2 separate regions of the Homo sapiens genome follow, and region 1 is linked to region 2. The links are chromatin loops, found by intact Hi-C in ENCODE. Cell type or tissue: mesothelial cell of epicardium. All regions are shown on one strand. Region 1 overlaps C11orf21 (chromosome 11 open reading frame 21). Region 2 has its middle 41 kb from the start of MIR4686.

Region 1 (5,000 bases), 79 kb before region 2:
TTTACTGCCCTAAAATCCGTCTGTGCTCCATTTATTCTTCCCTCCCTCCCCACTGACTCCTGGAAACCACTGATCATTTCATTGTCTGCATAGTTTTGCCTTTTCCAAAATGTTTTGCAACATGGGCCATATGACCCACGGGTAGGTAGGAAGACATGGGTAGGAAAACCCATGTAGGAATGACCTAAAATGCTGTCTGCTTTCTGGGAGTCCCAGAACAAGAGAAGGCTCTGCAGCAAGTGCATGTGGTCATGAAAGCTGCTGAGCCACTTGAGCCACGGGACCAACAGATCCCATGGCATTTGAGGTGTCTGTGGCAGGTAAGGATGCTGCGTGGGGGCCATGATAGGCTCCTGCAGGTGAATCACAGCCCAGGGCCCTTAGGATTTTGGAGTCAAGCTCTGCCATCCTCTCTGGATAACTCTGTGGATTGCGTCCAGGCCTCCATAGAGACTGGACAGGCCACTAAGTCGCCACGTGATCTGAACTGTACGTCATGAGTGGGATGTTGCTGGACCCAGCGAGCCACAGAGTTGGGCATGCACAGCTGTGTTCTGTCTTCAAGTGGAAGCAGCAATATACAACCCGGGGCTCAGGCAGGCCCTGAAGTCACAAGCAAGTTACATGAAAAAGTGGTTCCAACACCCGTGGTCCATACTCTGGGCAGGGCCCCTAGGTGTTTTCATTTTTCCTGGAAGGAGAGTTCGGAGCTACAGGTGCCACCCACTCATGGTCAGTTGCTCCTGGCTTGGCCAGATGGATGGTCAGGGACTTGAAAGGAACACATTTGGGAAAACGGTAGCAGGAGGTGTGGGGAAGTGTTGTGTGGTTAGAGGTCTCTGAAAGGGCAGAGCGTGAAGATCCTCGCAGCCCATGTGACATTTGCCAAAGGGCAACCGCCTCAGCCGAGGAGAAGCTCAGTGACCAGGTAGACAAGATGGCCCTTTCTTTGGGCATCAGTCAGGCTCCTTCCCCAGCCACCCTGTCATTGTCAGCAGGCTGGTGAAGATAGAGACTGTGGTAGCAGGGATGGAGGTCACACATGGGATCGGCACAGGGGCTCCACTCACCAAGGCCCATCCACTAAGTGCCCGCCTGCCCCAGTGTTGCAGGGGATCTGCCAGCCTCCAGGTGGAGTGGATGATATGAGACAGCTGCCGGCATGGAACTGGCACCGCTGCGCTTTCACCAGGATAGAGGCTTGCTCTGCAGGTGGACTGGCCCTCCTTGCCCACGGTGCTTTTGCCGAAACCACCTGTGGACTCTGGAGCGCCTCATTCGGCATTCTCACACTGCTGCTCAAGGAATTCACCACAGTTAATGGAGTAGGGCAAAGGCCCAATGCTTGTGACCTTGGAGGTCTTCCGTGGTCCTCCTCTCCCCGAAGCAGCTCACGAACAGGACCGTGGAATGGCCTTCGGGAGACTCACACGGCGCCTGCTGAGTGGGGACGCTTTGCAGAGAGGGCCGTGTCCTCCAGGAGGCGGTCCAGGCTCTGAATTAGAGTCAGTCTATGGAGCGGTTTCTCCTGCCGCCCAGACCTCACGGTTCTGGGAGTCCAGAAGGGGAAGTGGCAATGGCTTCTCTTCACCCTCATGACATTCTGCTGGTGATGTGTTTGCTCCCTGTCCCCACAACTCTAGGTCCTCTTGGTGTAGAAGTCTGAGTTCTCGAGGGAGGAGAGTTTCCCGCAGAGACACCAACGGCTCCACCAGACTGGAAGGTGAGATTGCACCAGGCCATTTTGGGATCCTCACTGCAGAGAATCAATAGGTAAAAAAGGCAGTTACTGCCCGGGCCACGGGACTGATTTTATCGGGCGGAATCGGCCGGGTTGCACAAGGAGGATGAGGAGGAGCACGTCTGGAATGCGGAGGGTCCCCTGCAGCGCCTCTTAAGGTTCCCATGTCCTGTGATTAAAATCATGGAAAACCATCACCCCTGATCCAAGCAGGGTCATTCAGGACCCAGGCTCTCCAGGAATGAAGGCTTAGGGCATCCCACCAGGCAAAGAGCCACATCAGCTGAGTGCTTGCGGAGGCGAAGGCTATGCGGGAGACGGAGGCTGAAACGCTAGTTCCCGCTGCTCGGCTGCTGCAGAAACGAAGCCTATCACAGGTGTGCGTGTTTCTTATTTTGATCCGAGTGTATTGGGTAGGACCACATTAGCCACTGTTTCTTCTCCTCTTCCATTCCCTACCACTTCATACGGTACTAGTGTATGAAGTGTACGTTTGATAGTAGTTGATATTTAATTATTTCAAACATCTCAGTGTTTAAATTTTAGGCTATCAGGCTGGGCACGGTGGCTCAGGCATGTAATCTTAGCACTTTGGGAGGCTGAGGCAGGCGAATCACCTGAGGTCAGGAGTTTGAGACCAGCCTGGCCAATGTGGTGAAACCCCGTCTCTACTAAAAATACAAAAATTAGCCGGGCGTGATGGCCCGTGCCTGTTATCCCAGCTATGTGAGAGGCTGAGGCAGGAGAATTGCTTGAACCCAGGAGGTGGAGGTTGCAGTGAGCCGAGATTGCACTACTGCACTCCAGCCTGGCTGACAGAGTCTGTCTCAAAAAAAAAAAAAAAAAAAAAAAAAAAAAATTAGGATATCAAAGGGAGAATGAGAATCAGCTGAATCCCATTCCAGCTGAATCCTATTCCCCCTTTGATTTTTTTTTTTTTTTTTTAAGGGGAAGAACACCCAGAGATGAATCAGGATCAGGGGCTCTCCTCTTCTCTGGGGGAGAGGGGGACATGCTGTTCTCTTGTATACGCTTGGCCACATCTTGTTGGGTGGAAGAGGGATTTGACTTTGTCTTTATTTGGAAGTTAAGTATGATTAAAAATTGTGGGTGGGGAATCAGAGGACCCCATTTGTATGAAATGTCCAGAACGTGCAACTCCATGGAGGTGGGAAGTGGGTCAGTGTTTGGCAGAGGCTGGGGCAAGGGGAGCGGCTGCTAGTGAGTGGGGAGTTGTTTTTGGGGGTGCTGCGGGTGGCACGCCTCTGTGAAAATACTAAAGCGGGGAGTTGTTTTTGGGGGTGCTGAGGGAGGCACGCCTCTGTGAATATACTAAAGCGGGGAGTTGTTTTTGGGGGTGCTGCGGGTGGCACGCCTCTGTGAATATACTGAAGTAGGGAGTTGTTTTTGGGGGTGCTGCGGGTGGCACGCCTCTGTGAATATACTGAAGCGGGGAGTTGTTTTTGGGGGTGCTGAGGGAGGCACGCCTCTGAATATACTAAAGCGGGGAGTTGTTTTTGGGGGTGCTGCGGGTGGCACGCCTCTGCGAATATACTAAAGCGGGGAGTTGTTTTTGGGGGTGCTGCGGGTGGCACGCCTCTGAATATACTAAAGCGGGGAGTTGTTTTTGGGGGTGCTGCGGGTGGCACGCCTCTGAATATACTAAAGCGGGGAGTTGTTTTTGGGGGTGCTGCGGGTGGCACGCCTCTGTGAATATACTAAAGCGGGGAGTTGTTTTTGGGGGTGCTGAGGGAGGCACGCCTCTGCGAATAAAGTGGGGAGTTGTTTTTGGGGGTGCTGCGGGTGGCACGCCTCTGTGAATAAAGCGGGGAGTTGTTTTTGGGGGTGCTGCGGGTGGCACGCCTCTGTGAATATACTGAAGCGGGGAGTTGTTTTTGGGGGTGCTGCGGGTGGCACGCCTCTGTGAATATACTAAAGCGGGGAGTTGTTTTTGGGGGTGCTGAGGGAGGCACGCCTCTGAATATACTAAAGCAGGGAGTTGTTTTTGGGGGTGCTGCGGGAGGCACGCCTCTGTGAATATACTGAAGCAGGGAGTTGTTTTTGGGGGTGCTGCGGGTGGCACGCCTCTGAATATACTAAAGCGGGGAGTTGTTTTTGGGGGTGCTGCGGGTGGCACGCCTCTGAATATACTAAAGCGGGGAGTTGTTTTTGGGGGTGCTGCGGGTGGCACGCCTCTGTGAATAAAGCGGGGAGTTGTTTTTGGGGGTGCTGCGGGAGGCACACCTCTGCGAATAAAGTGGGGAGTTGTTTTTGGGGGTGCTGCGGGTGGCACGCCTCTGTGAATAAAGCGGGGAGTTGTTTTTGGGGGTGCTGCGGGTGGCACGCCTCTGTGAATATACTGAAGCGGGGAGTTGTTTTTGGGGGTGCTGCGGGTGGCACGCCTCTGTGAATATACTAAAGCGGGGAGTTGTTTTTGGGGGTGCTGAGGGAGGCACGCCTCTGAATATACTAAAGCAGGGAGTTGTTTTTGGGGGTGCTGCGGGAGGCACGCCTCTGTGAATATACTGAAGCAGGGAGTTGTTTTTGGGGGTGCTGCGGGTGGCACGCCTCTGAATATACTAAAGCGGGGAGTTGTTTTTGGGGGTGCTGCGGGTGGCATGCCTCTGTGAATAAAGCGGGGAATTGTTTTTGGGGGTGCTGCGGGAGGCACACCTCTGCGAATATACTAAAGCGGGGAGTTGTTTTTGGGGGTGCTGCGGGAGGCACACCTCTGCGAATATACTAAAGCGGGGAGTTGTTTTTGGGGGTGCTGCGGGAGGCACGCCTCTGCGAATAAAGTGGGGAGTTGTTTTTGGGGGTGCTGCGGGTGGCACGCCTCTGCGAATATACTAAAGCGGGGAGTTGTTTTTGGGGGTGCTGAGGGAGGCATGCTTCTGTGAATATACTAAAAGCCCCTGAATGGTACAGTTAAAACAGTGAATTTTATAGTATGTGAATTATATTTCAATAAAGCTGTGTAGAAAACAAGAGGTACAGGTGGAAGCCCATGGGAGGGATTGGCACAGTGTCGCCCTAGCTGAGCGGGATGTTCATCTTCCAGGACTCCCGGAGCTGCCTTGTTAAGGGTAGGGTGGGTCACACGTGGCCTGAGCCAGCTCTGGGTGGTGGAGGGATGAGGCAGCCACGCTCTTTTTAAGCCTGGAAGTTTGCTCAACGCACCAGGGGCCCTTGCCGCTCTGCTGTGCACTGCAGTAGGTCTGGGCAGCAGTGGCATCCTCCTGGGAGTCTGGGCCCCAGC
Region 2 (5,000 bases):
TCTGGCCCAGGTTACACCTGGCTGGTGCCTACTTTCCTCAGGTGAGGACCTGCGCATCCCAGGCTCAGGGTCCTCTCTGTGAAGGGGGCACGATGGTGAGACCACCCTGAGCATCCGGTGCGCCCAGTGCATCCCGCAGGGAGGCCCCATCCTCAGCTCCTCTGGGGGTCTGTCCGGAGTGCCTCTTGGTCCAGCTGCATCCATCCAGTCTGCTGGCACTGACTGAGCACCTACTGGACACACTGGGATATAGTGGGGGGATCTGGGCCGGGCAGGGACCCCCACAGGGCTTGTGGGTCAGGGCAGGAGAAGGCCCGGGGCAGTGGGGGCAAGCAGAAGCCAGGCTCCGCGGCCTCTGACACTGAGGGCCCCAGGTGGGCCTCCTGGGTGGCTGCTCTCCTGCACCCTCTGCAGACAGCTACCTCACCCTCACGTCTCCCCAAGCCCTGGTCACACACTTGGCCTGTCCACTTGAGGGCCTCGCGGGCTTCTGAAAACTCACTTGTCTGGGACTTGCTCCCGGTCCCCCCTCACCTACCCCACAGTGGCCGTCCTGGTCCCCCTTCCCCTATCCCCCAGCGCCCGTCCCGGTCCCCCCTCACCTACCCCCCCAGCACCCGTCCCAGTCCCCTTCACCTACTCCCCAGCGGCCTTCCGGGTCCCCTCTCACCTACCCCCGCAGCGCCTGTCCCAGTCCTCCCTCATGTACCCTCCAGCACCCGTCCCGGTCCCCCGTCACCTACCCCTCAGCGCCCGTCCCGGTCCTCCCTCACGTACCCCCCAGTGGCTGTCTCAGTCACCCTCACCTACCCCCCAGCACCCGTGCTCCCTCTGGCTACTCCTGGCTTCCATTCCATGGAATTTAGCACCTCGAGCTTCTGTGTGCTCAGTGACACCTCTGATCTCTGCTTCCTTTCCCCCAGGGTGGATGCTTTGCGGGTTCTAGGACTGGGTCTGTTTTGCTCCTGGCTGTGACCCAGTGCCCAGAGTGGAGCCTGGCTTGTGTATGAAGGGGACAAATGTGTACCCCTGAACGAGGACTGGGGTGTGTGGCCTGGCTGGGGAGGCTGCGGAGCCTTCCTCACAGGAGAGGGTCCAGTAGAGTTAATTTGGGCAAAATGCAGGTGTGCAAAGGCCCTGCGGCTAGTCAGGCATGGACCTGCAGAGGCTGGGGTGGGTGGGCACCACCCAAAGCCTGGGGAGGCAGGTGGGCCGGCCTAGTCCTAGCACAAAGGCTCTGTGTGGGTTCTGCCTGTGACTTTACCAAAGGCCGACGGATAGCCCTGGGGGCCTCTAAGCACGGAGACGTGCCCACTGATGCCCATGTTTGCAGAGGTCAGGCTGACTCCCCAGAGGAGGATGAGCAGAGGCAGAGTGGCAGAGCAGGAGGGTAAAGGGAGACCACGGAGATGTCACTGCCCTCCCGATGGCGTGTCTGAAGGACAGAATGTGGGGGCAGGAAGGAGCAGCTGCCAGCGGGGCAGGTGGCAGGGCAGGTGGCAGGGCAGTAGTACCCAGCATCAAGGTCCGGCCTGGCGAGGAGGCCCAGGCGGTGAGGAGCCCCGGGGCTCGGGCCTGGGGCAGCTGGACCCGTGCTGCCGTCTGTCGTCTGAGAGTGACAGAGGGCAGCTGGCTTCTGGGTTGGAGCACAGGGGAGAGGGAGGCGGCCTAGCGGGAGACGGACTGTGGCCTGCGTGTAGCCGGCAACTGTGGCAGGAAGATGAGAGGAGGCCGTCTGGAGCAGCTCCGGACCCAGTGGAAGAGGCCGTCCCGCAAGGACCTGGGGAGGAGCAGCAGAGCGGGGAAGAAACAGATGAGGGGCTGGGAAGGCAGGAGGAGGTCTCCAGGGCTGGAGGCCAAAGCACTGGGCCCCTTGGCAGTGCGGGAGCTGACTGACCTGGACTGTGGTTAGAAGAGAGGTGGCATGAGGTGACAGGGAAAGGGAGTGGACAGGCCTTCTCTCTTTCCAGACATTTAATGTGAAGTAAAGAGGTTGGCACGAGCTGTGTGGCAGTCTGTGGACTCAAGGGATGAGTATTTAAGATGGGAGAGAACTGAGCCTGTCTAGAAGCCCGTGGAAGAAATGAGTTACAGGCCACAAAAAGACAGGGAGAAACCGCTAACTCGACATGTGGAAGAGGCCAGGCTGCAAAGGATTGTAGGATCCTGTAGGGTTCTACCCTTAGGACATTCTGGAAACAGCAAAACCATGAAGACAAACGTCAGCGGCTGCCAGGGGTTAGGGAGGCAGGAGGAACAAACAGGTGGAGCATGGAGGATTTCGGGGCCGTGGAACCCCTCTATGGGGTGCTGTAACAGTGGATACAGGGTAGTATTAGTCCAAACCCATAGAACTTATAACACCGAGCTCCAAGCCTCATGTAAACTATGGCCTTTGCATAATAATTAAGTATTGATGTATTTCAAAACAACGTGTAGTGCAGGATAAATATATGCATTGTTATTTGTCAATTACATAAACAGAAATGTTTTTTAAAAAGCATCAGCGTGGATAAGCAAAGTGCGATCTTCTCATACGGTGGGGGATCCGGACCCACGCTGTCACGGGGTGGACCTGAGGCAGGGGCTCAGCGGGAAAAGCCAAACACGGAAGGACGGACGCTGTGTGCTGCCACTCACATGAGGCTCCTACAGTCATCAAATCCGCAGAGACGGGAAGTAGAACAGTGGGTGTCAGGGGCTGGGGGAGGGGTGGGGAGTTTGCTTTGAATGGGGACAGAGTCTCATCTCGGGAAGATGAAAGGGTTCCGGAGATGGATGGCAGTGAGGGCTGCACACCAGTGTGAGTGTCCCTAATGCCCCTGAACTGTGCATTGAAAAACAGTGTACATTTAGGACAGTACATTGATGTGATGTGTTTTTTGCCCCAATAAAAAGTATGCGACTTTAAAAAATGTCCAATGGGTTCCTGGCCACAGCGATGCAAGAGGCCAGTAACGGGGAGACTGCAGGCATGGGGGAGGGCTGGGCAGGGGGTAGAGCATCAGGGAACTTTCTGTACTTTCTGCTCCATTTTCTATAAACCTTAAAGTGTGTTCTTTAAAAAAAAAAAAAAAAAAAAAAAAAAGGCTACCAGTTACAAAACAGAAAAAGCCCAGAGGCCAATGAGGGCACCCGGCATAGCCTGCAGGCCAGTTGGCCGGAGGGGCTGGAGGAGGTTGGGATGGGGCTGGCCCCTGCTGCATGCCCTGCCTGCACCCCTCTCCAGGCTGCAGGTGGGGGTCTCCTGGGGTTTGCCTGTTGCCCCTGGGGCTGTGTGCTCCATGCTAGCAGGAGCCAGGGCAGCCTGCCCACTCCTGCGTTCCCCCAGCAGGGCCAGCTTCTGCTGCCTAGCAGGTCTTCAGGACATTGTGAGAAAGAGTGGATGGACTGGACAAACGTGCTCGGAGGAGTGTGTGTGTGGCCACAGTGGCTCCCAGGGAGGGCCATGCTCAACAGGAGCTGGGATGGTGCCACGGGAGGCTCAGGGCCACAAACCTGGAGATCAAGGCACAGATCAAGGCCGTGGCCAGCCCCAGGCAGAGCTGGGAGTGAGCCAGGCCGCCCGACTGGGGTCTGTGGCCTGGCCTCGGCCCCAGCCCGTCTTGGTTTCCCACACTCAGGGACCCACTGTTTGTGTGTCTGTCTCAGTGGGCTGTCATTTTTAAAAGGAGGTGAAGTTCACATACCCAGAATTAGCTATTTTCAGTGCACAATCCAGCGTATCCAGCACGATCTCAGTGCTGTGCGACCCTCACCTCGGTCTAGCTCTGGAGCACGTGCATCCCCCAGGCGGAAACCCTGTCACTGAGCGGTCACTCCCCGTCTCCACCACCCCCCTCCCTGGGCGGCCACCCATCTATTTTTGTCCCTATGGATTTGCCTATTCTGGACATTTCATATAAAGGGAGTCCATCACCACGCGGCGTTGTGTGCCCGGCCTCTTCCACCGAATGTGGCGTTGGTGAGGCCTGTCCATGCTGCAGCCTGCATCTGTCCATCATTCCTCGCATGGCCCAATAATGTTCCATTGTACAGGCAGACCACAGTGGGCTCGTCTTTTTTTTTTTTTTGAGACGGAGTGTCACTCTGTCGCCCAGGCTAGAGTGCAGTGGTGCGATCTCTGCTCACTGCAAGCTCCGCCTCCCGGGTTCACGCCATTCTCCTGCCTCAGCCTCCCCAGTAGCTGGGACTACAGGCGCCTGCCATCGCGCCTGGCTAATTTTTTGTATTTTTAGTAGAGACGGGGTTTCACCGTGTTAGCCAGGATGGTCTCGATCTCCTGACCTCGTGATCCACCCGCCTCGGCCTCCCAAAGTGCTGGGATTATAGGCGTGAGACACCATGCCCGGCCTGGGCTCGTCGTTTTCGTGGTTGGTGCATGCCGGGGTCGTTTCCACCTGTTGCCTCTGGTGAGTGATGCTGCCGGGAACATGGGTGTGCACGTGTCTGCCTGAGTCCCTGCTTTCACTTCTGGGGATAGACCTGGGGTGGGATTGCTGGTCACACGGTAGTGCTGGGGGTAACCGGCCTGCGTGGACCGGCCAGGGCATTTCCCATGGCAGCTGTGCTGCTGACGTCCCACAGCTGTGTGAGGCTTGCTCACGGGGCTCTAACTGCATGCCCACTCCTGGCCCGTGGGTCTGGAGTACACAGAGAGTGGCCGGCTCTCAAGCGTCTGAGCAGCTCCCACAGCCTGGGCGCCTGCCTGGTGTGGAGGGGTCGGGGCAGGTGTCTTGCTGGGGACTCCAGCAGCTTCCTCTGGACTTGTCTCCCGGCTCCAGGGTTGCTGGGAGGCTAGTTCTAAAACAGGGGAGAAGCCGTGTGCTCTCTCTGCCCACTGGGAGCCCCAGTGTAGGACGACTGTGCCCTTGTGGGGTGGGGGGAGCTGGTGCCCACACCACGCCAGGCAGCTCCCCCACCCTGGCCTCAGGCAGAGCTGCCATCCTTCTCCCCTTGGTTTAACCATTAACTGGTCGCCTGCGGTGCACCCGGAGACA

What was found. Hi-C counts contacts between places; a loop is a spot of excess contacts. Peaks named below come from ENCODE experiments on the same cell type or tissue, not always from the same donor. Only the 100,000 strongest peaks of a DNase experiment are listed, where the experiment ranks them.
Region 1: it touches region 2 in a loop (21-fold over the local background); 9 of 110 quality-filtered maps call a loop at or near these places.

Annotation. Positions count from the first base shown.
Region 1 is chr11:2,290,643-2,295,642 of GRCh38, reverse strand. C11orf21 (chromosome 11 open reading frame 21) reads left to right here. Exons shown (of 4, transcript NM_001329958.2): 4 at 1-15. Among named protein-coding and RNA genes, the nearest start is that of C11orf21, 8.8 kb to the left of the region's middle. In mesothelial cell of epicardium, no CTCF peak of the experiment used is centred here; DNase peaks (open chromatin) are centred at 552, 1,102, 1,952, 2,432 and 1 weaker place.
Region 2 is chr11:2,211,339-2,216,338 of GRCh38, reverse strand. No RefSeq gene overlaps it. Among named protein-coding and RNA genes, the nearest start is that of MIR4686, 41 kb to the right of the region's middle. RefSeq lists enhancers at 1,074-1,634, 3,356-3,926. In mesothelial cell of epicardium, no CTCF peak of the experiment used is centred here; DNase peaks (open chromatin) are centred at 2,646, 3,230, 3,438, 4,951 and 2 weaker places.